Linked DNA regions of Homo sapiens: region 2 is linked to region 1. Evidence: read pairs that join two places in POLR2A ChIA-PET (ENCODE). Cell type or tissue: A673. All regions are shown on one strand. Links, peaks and the distances in the headings refer to the core of each region. The heading gives the core; the rest is flanking DNA.

Region 1 (5,382 bases), core at 200-5,199:
GAATCTTCAGTTTAGATCCACTAAAAGGGTTCTATCGGAGGGAGAGAACTGCCTTGTTAGCAAGTCACACCAAGAGTTCACTGAAATAAAATTGTTTCAGAAACACTGACAGTTTGAATTCCACAGTCCAGTCAAATGATAGAATTGTGAACCTCCAGGCCAAAACACTAAGTTCTGACTCAAATGAGAGGAAGGCAGGCAACTCATGTGATCAATGCTATGTCCTCTCATCTAAACTTCCTGACCAGCCCTCAGGTAGCTTATGTGAGAAGTAACAAGTGGCATGAGTCTAGTCACTAAACTACCACAGTGGCTCCTGAGCAGCTGTTTGACAATCTGTAAGCAACAAATAATGCTGGGCCACTTGAGAATTTCAGCTTTGGTTTAATGCTACCTACACCACCAGATTCAAAAGAACATTAGGGTAACAATGGACACGATTCAGTTGCAAAACTGCCCCAAGGACCCTTAAACTCCTGCAAACATGCCCTACTCCTACAAAGGCTTAATCTGATAACTTCTCCCTTACTAAGAAAAATTCCTAAGAACAGATCTCTCAGGGCCAGAGCAGAGGGCAGAACGCAAATTTGCTACAGTACCAGAAGCCCGTCATCTGTCCAGAGATGGGCTATGTAGTTACTAACCCAGAGGCTACTACCTTTTCAAAGATTAGCTAGAGAAATAAATAGGGACATTAAAATAAGGGACATAAAGCCCAATGTCTAATTCACATCTGTTCAACCCATTATATAAATTCATATTAAGTGACCATGTAGTCATGGAAAAATGTCAGCCAAAGGAGTCCATTCAACATTTATAGAAATGGTTTTGATGACTGAAGGCCAACGGAACACTACCTTTACTAAGCAGTTTCACATATATTATCTCATTGGACAATTCTGACAGACCTATGAGGTAAGCATGGAATTTACTATCCTCACTCTACAGAGAGGGAAACTGAGGCTTAAACAGGTTACATGATTTGCTCAGAGTCACAATGCTTGAAAGTGATAGGCCAAGGAAGACAGGTCTGATTTTGGGTCCAATGCTTTCCATATCATGTTGTTGCTTTACAGATGTGTGTATTAAATCGGGTGCAGCAAAACACAACAAGAATCATCAGAGTACAAAAATAGACCCAAACTAACAATTTAGAAGTATAAAGTTACTTGACAATTCAAAAGCTCACCTGTATAAGCACTAATTGAAGTAAAGCTGGCTAGAAACCTGGTAAGAATTCAGGCAACGAGTGGCAAAGAGAGTCAATGTAATCTTTGGCAGAATTTCTAAAAATATCTCCGAAGTAAAAGAAGTATATAGTCCCAATTGTTTATCTGTATTGCTCACTAAGTAATCATACAATGTAACGTCAAGCAGTGGCTTTTTAAAAAATCTGATCTAATCTGTTTATTATACAGAAGAAAAAACCTAGGCCAAAAGACAACCATCCAGGCTCTTAAACAAGTTAAGCATAGAACTGGAGTAAAATCAGGTCTCCACTCGAGGGTTTATTTTCCACTGAATAACAATGCCTTCTTCAGGCTATACCTGAAGTTACTACATCATGTTTGACTGAAAGAAGCACTGCCTGGTTCCCAGGGCCATTCAATAAGCGGCAAAGAAGAGTTTAGAAAGTGTCTGGCATAGGAAAAGAACTAGGAGAGTGAGAGGTTTAGAGACCTTATTTCCTACTGAGGAATGGCTGAAGGAGAGAGAATAGGAGACAGGGCACTTCAACTATCTAAAAATAGATCACTTCTGAAGTTATGTTACAAATGGTTCCAGTTACCAAAAACCAGCTTAGGCTACTTTAAACAATGAAGAGAATTTATTAGTAGGACACTGGGCACCTCAAAGAGCCTAAGATGATGGAACAACCCCTAACCCTCTCTATTTCTCCTACTTCAAAATTTTAGATTATCTGGAGAATGTGATGATACTATCTTCGGTCAAAAGCTTTCCTAACTCTAATTATTAATAGTTGTACATGGAATTCCCAAAGGGAGAATCACTGTGAGGTGGAAGCCACCATGAAAGGTACTATTTCATGCTCGAGGCAAACCACTGAGAGCATGCTTAGAACCATGAATCAGTTTCTAGAAGGCAAGTTTCAGATAATCATTGCTATAGAACAAAGCCACTAAGAAATGGAATGAATTGCCTTTTAAGTACTCAAGTAATTGCTGAGGCATCTGTCAGGAATGTTAAGGAAAATTTTAAGATGCCCTCCAAGCTCAACAGTGACTTTAAGATTTGTTCAAAAACAGGCAAAACTATCAATAAAAGTCAGAATAGGCTGGCACAGTGGATCATGACTGTAATCCCAGCACTCTGGGAGGGTGAGACGGGAGGATCACTTGAGCTCACAAGTTCGACACCAGCCTGGGCACCATGGTGAAACCCCATCTCTGTCGCACACACACACACAGACGGGAGGATCACTTGAGCTCACAAGTTCGACACCAGCCTGGGCACCATGGTGAAACCCCATCTCTGTCAAACACACACACACACACACACACACACACACACACACACACAGTAGCTGGGTGGGGTAGTGGGCACCCATAGTCCCAGCTACTCGGAAGGCTGAGGTGGGAGGATGGCTTGAGCCTTGGCGGTCGAGGCTGCAGTGAACAGAGATCATGCTACTGCACTCCAGCCTGGGTGGCTGAGCCTCGGTCTCAAAAAATAAAAACAAAAAAATAAGTCAAGATAGTAGTTACGGGGAAAAGAAAAGGGGGAGGTTGTAATTAGAAAGTAGTGCAGAGTGGCTGGGCGCGGTGGCTCACGCCTGTAATCCCAGCACCTTGGGAGGCCGAGGTAGGCGGATCATGGGGTCAGGAGATCAAGACCAGCCTGGGTAACACGGTGAAACCCCGTCTCTACTAAAAATACAAAAATGAGCCAGGCACGGTGGCATGCGCCTGTAGTCCCAGCTACTCAGGAGGCTAAGGCAGGAGAATCGCTTGAACCCAGGAGGCGGAGGTTGCAGTGAGCCGAGATCGTGCCACTGCACTCCAGCCTGGGTGACAGAATGAGACTCTGTCTCAAAAAAAAAAAAAAAAAAGAAAGAAAGAAAGCTCAGAGTGACTTCTGTGTTCTGATCTGAGTGCTTGTTACTTGGGTATAAGCAGTTTGCAAAAAAGGTACGTTATTAGTTATCTGTATGTGTTATTAGCCAATAAAATATTCACAAAAATTATTTACTTTAATGATCTCAAACACACTGAATAAAATGGGAGTTAGGAGATGGATGAGGACAGAACAAGGCTTTTAACACATTTTTTTTTAACTACAGAGGGAAAAAACAGTCAATCTAGTAAACAGAAGGGTGCTAGAGAAATATTTCAACTATTTTATAAGAGAATATACATTACACAAAAATTTATACCAGATAGGGAAAAAAATTCAGGAGAAAGAGGGAGCACAATGGTTGTTAAGCCTCTGGAGTGGTCCTATAATGGATGCAAGAGGCTCGAAATTTTGTGACGCAACATAAAAAAAAATAGTTTCATGTATTATCACATATGCTTTTTCTGTATCATGAAAGACATGAGGTAGGAACATACTCAGCTGGTTTTTAATTGGTCCAATCAATTGTATTACTAATCTGTATTAGTGCAGATACAGGCTTTGTTCTCACAAAGTGTTTAACCTGCATGCAATTGGTGACAGGTATGAAACACAACCTAGAGCCATACTTTGCATTTTATAACCAAGAAAATGCTTGGGTCTTGCTTCCCAAAATGTTAGGAAAAAATAATTATAAATAATATGGTTTGATAGAATAATTTCCTGTTCTTCATACACTAATATCAATAGAAAGGCTGCACAGTGGAAATGAAGTGTGTGCGCGCACACACAGCAGGCTCTGACGGTCAACTTTTGATATAGTTAGCTTACCATTCTAAGAAAACAACATTAAAATTAATCAATTTTACTCTCATTTACAGACAGCCTGAAGGTGACCTCTTAGATAACATTTCTACTTCTTTTTCCTAACTGAAGAGGAAATGAATCCTTGTGATTGTAGGGAAACACTCATCTGTATCACTAGTTTTTTTTGGAGTTAATATTAGCAACAGGCCTGGGCATGGTGGCTCACGCCTGTAATCCCAGCACTTTGGGAGGCCGAGGCGGGCAGATCGTCTGAGCTCAGGAGTTCGCGACCAGCCGGGGCAACATGGTGAAACCCCATCTCTACTAAAATACAAAAATTAGCCAGGCATGGCGGCGTGCACCTATAGTCCCAGCTACTTGGGAGGCTGAGGCAGGAGAATTGCTTGAACCCAGGAGGCAGAGGTTGCAGTGAGCCGAAATCGTGTCACTGCACTCCAGCCTGGAGGACAGGGCGAGACTCCATCTCAAAAAAAAAAAAAAATTAGCAACTGGTCCTATGAAGCAATGAGTCTCAAATACAGCTTCCTACACCAATTACTTTGCTGAGGAATAACCCAACATTAACGCCAATGATCACAGGATTAACAGACTAGAATGAGGTCCTCAGAACAGGTACCAAAAGGAACTGTTCCAACACGGTTCCATAACATACAGATCTGTGCTATATGTATTCCTCTTCCTAGAGCAATTACCAATGAGGTCGGTAGAAGGAAAAAATAACAGGACCAACGACAAAAAAAAAAATTATTGGCCTGAGGTTTGTAAATTAAAAGTTTTGGCAAAATTAAGTGGGCAGAGAAGAACTAGAGATGCTGGGAAAGTCTCCATCTCACTAGCAAAGAGCATCTGTGAAACTGGACTGTCCAAAAATTAACATCTGGAAATAACATTTAGGTAACCAGGAGTTCAACACAGCAATACAAGGCAATCATAAAATATGCGTTCAACCATTAGCTCAGAAAGCATGCTTTCTAGTCTAGGACTAGAGGATACACAAAAGAGAAATGAATACATCAAAATCTAAAATAAAAGAATAGGAGAAGATATTAGCATGCAAGAAAAGAAAAATAACTATCAAAAAAGGAGGGGGAGAGGCATATCACAACTAGAATTACTGAGTGCAAAGGCCAAACAAAATGCTTCCAATATGGAAAAATGGCACCCCACACAAGTCAGGGCAGCCACAATTCCAGAGAACAACTCAAGGACCAAATCTGAGTTCTTAAAAACTCTTAAAAACCCAACAACAAGGTAGAATATGAAAAGAAAAAATAAGAACAGGACAACTAAATCCAAACAAAACATCTACTCTATACATGCAAATCAAATGAGAACAAAAAGATGTGGATCAAAACCTAAAACCTTTTTCCAAGTGATAACCCTGCCAGAAGCACATCAATACTTCATAACTGCAACCCTAGACCCGTAAAAGAAATAAATTCCAGATGAGATACAGGCAGCCAAGGGGCAACTCTGAAG
Region 2 (5,382 bases), core at 93-5,092, 380 kb after region 1:
AATTACCTTTAAATCTAGGACTCTTCAATTAAAGCATTATTTCACAAGCATTTGAAATACTTAGAGGTATAGAGCTGTCCAAATTCAGTGAGTTGCCTTCTGAGTCTTTTTTTTCCCTGAAAGTATACAAGCAGAAGCTAGTTGAACTTGTCAGGGTTTTATAAAAATTACGACAGTGGTAAACATCACATTATAGGAGTTGTTTTCAAAAACTTGAATTTGATTCTGAGACTCAGAGAACATGAATGTCAAACTCAAGTCTCATAGCTGGTTGGTTAGTGCTGAAGCTGCGACTAGAACTCAGGTCTTAGACTTCTGTTTCTAGACTCTTTGCATTAACCCATGATGCTTTACGAGCCACTTAAGGAAAGTATAAAAGGTTCTGAATGTTTGCTTTTGCTAGAGGGCTATCTGAATAATCTGCAAGCTTCAGGATTTTATAGTGACTGTGTACATATAGACTGCTTACCATAGTGCTGGCTGCTTGTTTATTTCCAGTAAGAATTAACGGAACCTATTTGGATATTGAGTTTTCTAGACCAGATTCAGAAAATAAAAAAAAATTTTTTTTAAGACAGAGTCTCACTCTGTTGCTCAGGCTGGAGTGCAGTGACGTGATCTTGGCTCACTGCAACCTCTGCCTCCCAGGTTCAAGCGATTCTCCTGCCTCAGCCCCCTGAGTAGCTGGAATTACAAATGCATGCTACCACGTCCAGCTATTTTTCAATTTTAATTTTTATTTTTTTTGTATTTTTAGTAGAGACAGTGTTTTGCTATGTTGGCCAGGCTGGTCTTGAACTCCTGACCTCAAGCAGTCTGCCCACTTCTGCCTCCCAAAGTGCTGGGATTACAGGCATGAGCTCCCGTGCCCAGCCAATTAAATTTTTCATATAAAGAATTTCTCTGGGCCAGGCGTGGTGGCTCATGCCTGTAAACCCAGTACTTTGGGAGGCCAAGGCAGGTGGATCACTTGAGGTCAGGACTTCAAGACAAACCTGGCCAATATGGTGAAACCCTGTCTCTGCTAAAAATACAAAAATTAGCTGGATGTGGTGGTCGGTGCCTGCAACCCCAGTTGCTCGGGAGGCTGATGCAGAAGAGTTGCTTGAACCCTGGAGGTGAAGGTTGCAGTGAGCCAAGATCGTGCCACTACACTGTAGCCTGGGTGGCAGAGAAAGACTCTCTCTCTCAAAAAAAAAAAAATTTTATTTGCTCATTTTCTATTTGTTAATATTTGGCCATCTCTTTGTTATGTGAATTTGATTTTTTTTTTTTAATGCTTTGAGTAGAGAAAACTGTTGAAGCTGACTTAGGGTGTTTTTCTACGGCATTTGAAATGTAACCAAGATGTCCAAGGGTCTAAATTTGATGTAAAAAGATGTTAATTTAAGGGTTATTTAGATAGCACATTTTTGAAATCTAATTGCATTGGAATAAAGGGTATGAAGGAGATGAAAGAAAATTATATGGCTGGTGTTACAAGCTACAATTCGCCTGCAGTTATTTACAGCCTTTTAAGTATTCTAAATGTGTGTCAGGCCTACATAATGGACAGGCTTCCAGGACTTAGGCCAGCCCTAGACACTGGGACTTAACAGTATTTTAATCACGGTTGCATTCCTAAGTGTGTGCTTCTTTTCTTTAAAGCAGCCAACAGCGGCATTACCCCTGGCTAGAGAGTGATACTGTGGTGGCCTCAAGCATTGTGCAGCTGTTCACTGACTGTATTGACTCACTGCATGAGAGTTTTAAAGGTAGGAAGATGTCAGGCTGTCTCTGCTTAGTTTTCATTTTTCCCTAAGTCAGTCAGTCTTTTTCTTCTACTTTCCTCTATTTAATTTTTATTTAATAGGCAGTTATTTGTGACTGAAGAAAAGTCGCTGATACAATTATTTAGTGTTAAGTGTGTAACTTTTTTTTTTTTTTTCTTTTGGAGATGGAGTCTTGCTCTGTCGCCCAGGCTGGAGTGCAGTGGTGTGATCTGGGCTCACTGCAGCCTCTGCCTCCCAGATTCAAGCAATTCTCCTGCCTCAGCCTCCCGAGTAGCTGGGACTACAAGCGCATGCCGCCACACCTGGCTAATTTTTTTGTAGTTTTAGTAGAGACGGGGTTTCACCATGTTGCCCAGGCTGGTCTCAAACTCCTGAGCTCAGGCTATCTGCCCGCCTCGGCCTCCCAAAGTGCTAGGATTACAGGTGTGAGCCACCACGCCCGGCCTTTAGGTGTGTAACTTCTTACCTTTTTTTGTTAGGTTGCTCTGAGTTTCTCAGTTATGGTAAATTTGCAGTCTTTCTCTCTTCCAATATTGCCTGTCCTGCATGTTGAGTTTCTTCCTGTCCTCCCTAACTCTTAACCTCTTTTTCATATTTTCTGTCTTTTTTTGCTTTATTATGGGTAATTTCTAGAGGTCTTCCTTCCATTTCTTTAGTCTCTCTCCAGCTCTGTCTCATCTGCTTAAAATATATCAATTGAATTTTTCATTGAAGTGATTATTTTTTCCATTTCTAGATCTATTTGTTTGTTTTTCAAATGTACCCTGATCCTTTTTGGTAGTATCTTTTCTTTCATTTAAAATTCTATTTTTTATTTCCTTAGAATTTGTTTAAACATGCTTACTTTATGATGTATGTACATTAATTCTATTATCTGAAATTCCTGTTGGGGGTTGTCTTATGCTGCTGTTTAATTTTCCTTTGGATTCTTGTTCTTGGAGGCATGTTTCCTTGTGTGTTTTTAAATTTTGTATTGTGAGCCCATATTTAGAGAGACTGATGGGAATCTCATAAGGCCTAGGCTGAGGGTGTGTAAGTCCTCCAGAGAGGATCTACATTTGTTGTCAATTGGAACTACTTAACTTCTTGGTTTGGGGTTTCCCGTGCTACCAGTTACATGAAATGAAACCCCAAACTCACTTGCGGGCTGGCCTCAATTCTCACAGTAAACTTTTTGATCTCTCCTGACTCACAATCTAGGGTAAGGCAGAGAAGTTTCCTCTTTTGCCCCATTCTACCCTTTCAGTAAGAATATAGTCCTTAGAAAACCTCATGTTCTGTCCTCTTGTGCTGTTAAAACTCAGCAGGCAAATAGTCCTCGGTTGGCTGGTTTCAGCATCTGTTTAACACTCTGGCTTCCTCTTTGCTTCTGGCCCATGGTGTTTTCTTCCACTGAATACACCTAGTGCCCCTGTGGCTGCCATGTGTTTGTGTGGCATTTAGTTATAGAGTGATATGGTTTGGCAGTGTCCCCACCCAAATGTCATCTTGAATTGTAGCTACCATGATTCCCATGTGTTGTGGGAGGGAGCCAGTGGAAGATAATTGAATCATGGGGGCGGTTTCCCTCATACTGTTCTCCTGGTGGTGAATGAGTCTCATGAGATCTGGTGGTTTGATAAGGGGTTTCCCGTATTGCTTGGCTCTCATTCTCTCTCTTGCCTGCTGCCATGTAAGACATGCCTTTCATCTTCCACCATGATTGTGAGGCCTCCCCAGCCACATGGAACTGTGAGTCTGTTAAACCTCTTTTTCTTTGTAAATTACCCAGTCTTGGATATGTCTTTATCAGCAGTGTGAAAATGAGCTAATACATACAGTTAAGCATATGTCATCCAGTTTTGTTTTTTTTTTGTAATAGATTTTATTTTTTGTTTAACGGACTTTATTTTTTAGAGCAGTTTTAGGTTTACAGCAAAATTAAGTGGAAAGTACAAGAATTCCTTTATACCTTCTGCCCCCACACATGCACAAGCCTTCCCCACTCTGGACATTCCACACCAGGGTGATACATTTGTTATAATTGATGAACCTACATTAAGGCATCATTATCAATGAAAGTCCATGATTTACATTAGTGTTCTCTCTTGGTAAACACATTCGGTGGGTTTTGACAAATGACAAATAACATGTGCCCACCATTGTGGTATCATACAGAGCAGTTTCACTGCCTTAAAAATCCTCTGCGCTCTGCCTGTTCATCTCTCCCTCCCCTCAACCCCTGATCCTTTTACTATCTCCATAGTGTTACCTTCTCTAGAATGTCCTATGGTTGGAATCATAGCATTTTCAGATTAACTTCTTTCACTTAGTAATAGACATTGAAGTCTCTTTATGCCTTTTCATGGCTGGATAGCTCATTTCATTTTGTCTGGCTGTACCTTATTTGTATTTCTGATTTATCTTTTATATATCTTATCTTACCTTGAAGAGGTGTAAACTCTTCATAGAATAACAGAAATGTTATTCTTTGCTTCTTTTTGCTCCCTACAAAACTAGGGTAATGCCATATTCTCAGTGTGTGTTTGATAAATAGTGGTTCAATGAGTAACACATGAAATCCTAGTAGTACTCAATTATTTTTTTGAAAGGCAGACTTCTAGCTGCTTTTTACCATCCAGAATATATTGATTACTGAGAAAAAGATTTGAGCACCAAATTATAATCATAAAGGCTATATATTTAATTTCTTTTTTTTTTTTTCCTTTGAGACTGAGTCTCACTCTGTTGCCCAGGCTGGAGTGCAGTGGCAGGATCTTGGCTCACTGCAACCTCTGCCTCCTGGGTTCAGGCGATTCTCCTGCCTCAGTCTCCCGAGTAGCTGGGACTACAGGCGCCCGCCACCACACCCGGCTGATTTTTGTATTTTTAGTAGAGACGTGGTTTCACCATATTGGCCAGGCTGGTTTTGAACTCCTGACCTTGTGATCCGCCTGCCTTGGCCTCCCAAAGTGCTGGGATTACAGGCATGAGCCACCATGCCCAGCCATATTTAATTTCTTAGTATAGGGGAAAGCACCCCAAGGCTCTCTTGCCCCTGTATATGAATAAAATAAGAAAGTGGCATAGGACAGAAGGGTTCACAGACATCAAGACTTGGTAGCTGGGTTCAAAGAAAGGAAACAGGAGAGCTTTGCAAGGTAGGATGAAGAAGTATTGCAGCTTTTTAGTGAGGTTATCTGATCCACTAGCTCCTTCTATGGATGAGAAAAGTGGGGACCTGAAAATGAAAAGAATTTATCTGACGTCACAGAATTTGTGTCTTGGCTGGAACTATCAGCTCAGTCTATCCTAAGACATCCTTCTGGATATCTTCTACATACTTACCCAACTTTATCTAAACAAAACTGTCTTTTATCCATATTTAAACGAATGCTATCATTAACCTCTGTCTTAAAGGTTGTTAAAAATGTGCATTCCTGTTCCATGCCGGGTTGTGGAATTGAGGGTACAAGCATGTTAGAAATGAGAGTTGTCTGGTACAATGTGTTGATGCTCATTGGCTTTTTTTTTGGACAAGGAGTCTCACTCTGTTGCCCAGGTTGGAGTGCGGTGGTGCGATCTTGGCTCACTGCAACCTCTGCCTCCCTGGTTCAAGCAGTTCTCCCAC

The links. Peaks named below come from ENCODE experiments on the same cell type or tissue, not always from the same donor. Only the 100,000 strongest peaks of a DNase experiment are listed, where the experiment ranks them.
Region 2: POLR2A ChIA-PET joins it to region 1 with 5 read pairs; 2 of 35 experiments call an interaction of 5 or more read pairs at or near these places.

Annotation. Positions count from the first base shown.
Region 1 is chr18:46,256,932-46,262,313 of GRCh38, reverse strand. All of the region lies in intron 4 of ARK2N (arkadia (RNF111) N-terminal like PKA signaling regulator 2N), which reads right to left. Among named protein-coding and RNA genes, the nearest start is that of ARK2C, 74 kb to the left of the region's middle. RefSeq lists enhancers at 249-750, 2,126-2,689, 2,690-3,254. In A673, for the core only: no CTCF peak of the experiment used is centred there; no DNase peak of the experiment used is centred there; H3K27ac peaks cover 1,060 bases.
Region 2 is chr18:45,872,608-45,877,989 of GRCh38, reverse strand. It overlaps EPG5 (ectopic P-granules 5 autophagy tethering factor), which reads left to right. Exons shown (of 44, transcript NM_020964.3): 35 at 1,648-1,754. Among named protein-coding and RNA genes, the nearest start is that of SIGLEC15, 50 kb to the right of the region's middle. In A673, for the core only: no CTCF peak of the experiment used is centred there; no DNase peak of the experiment used is centred there.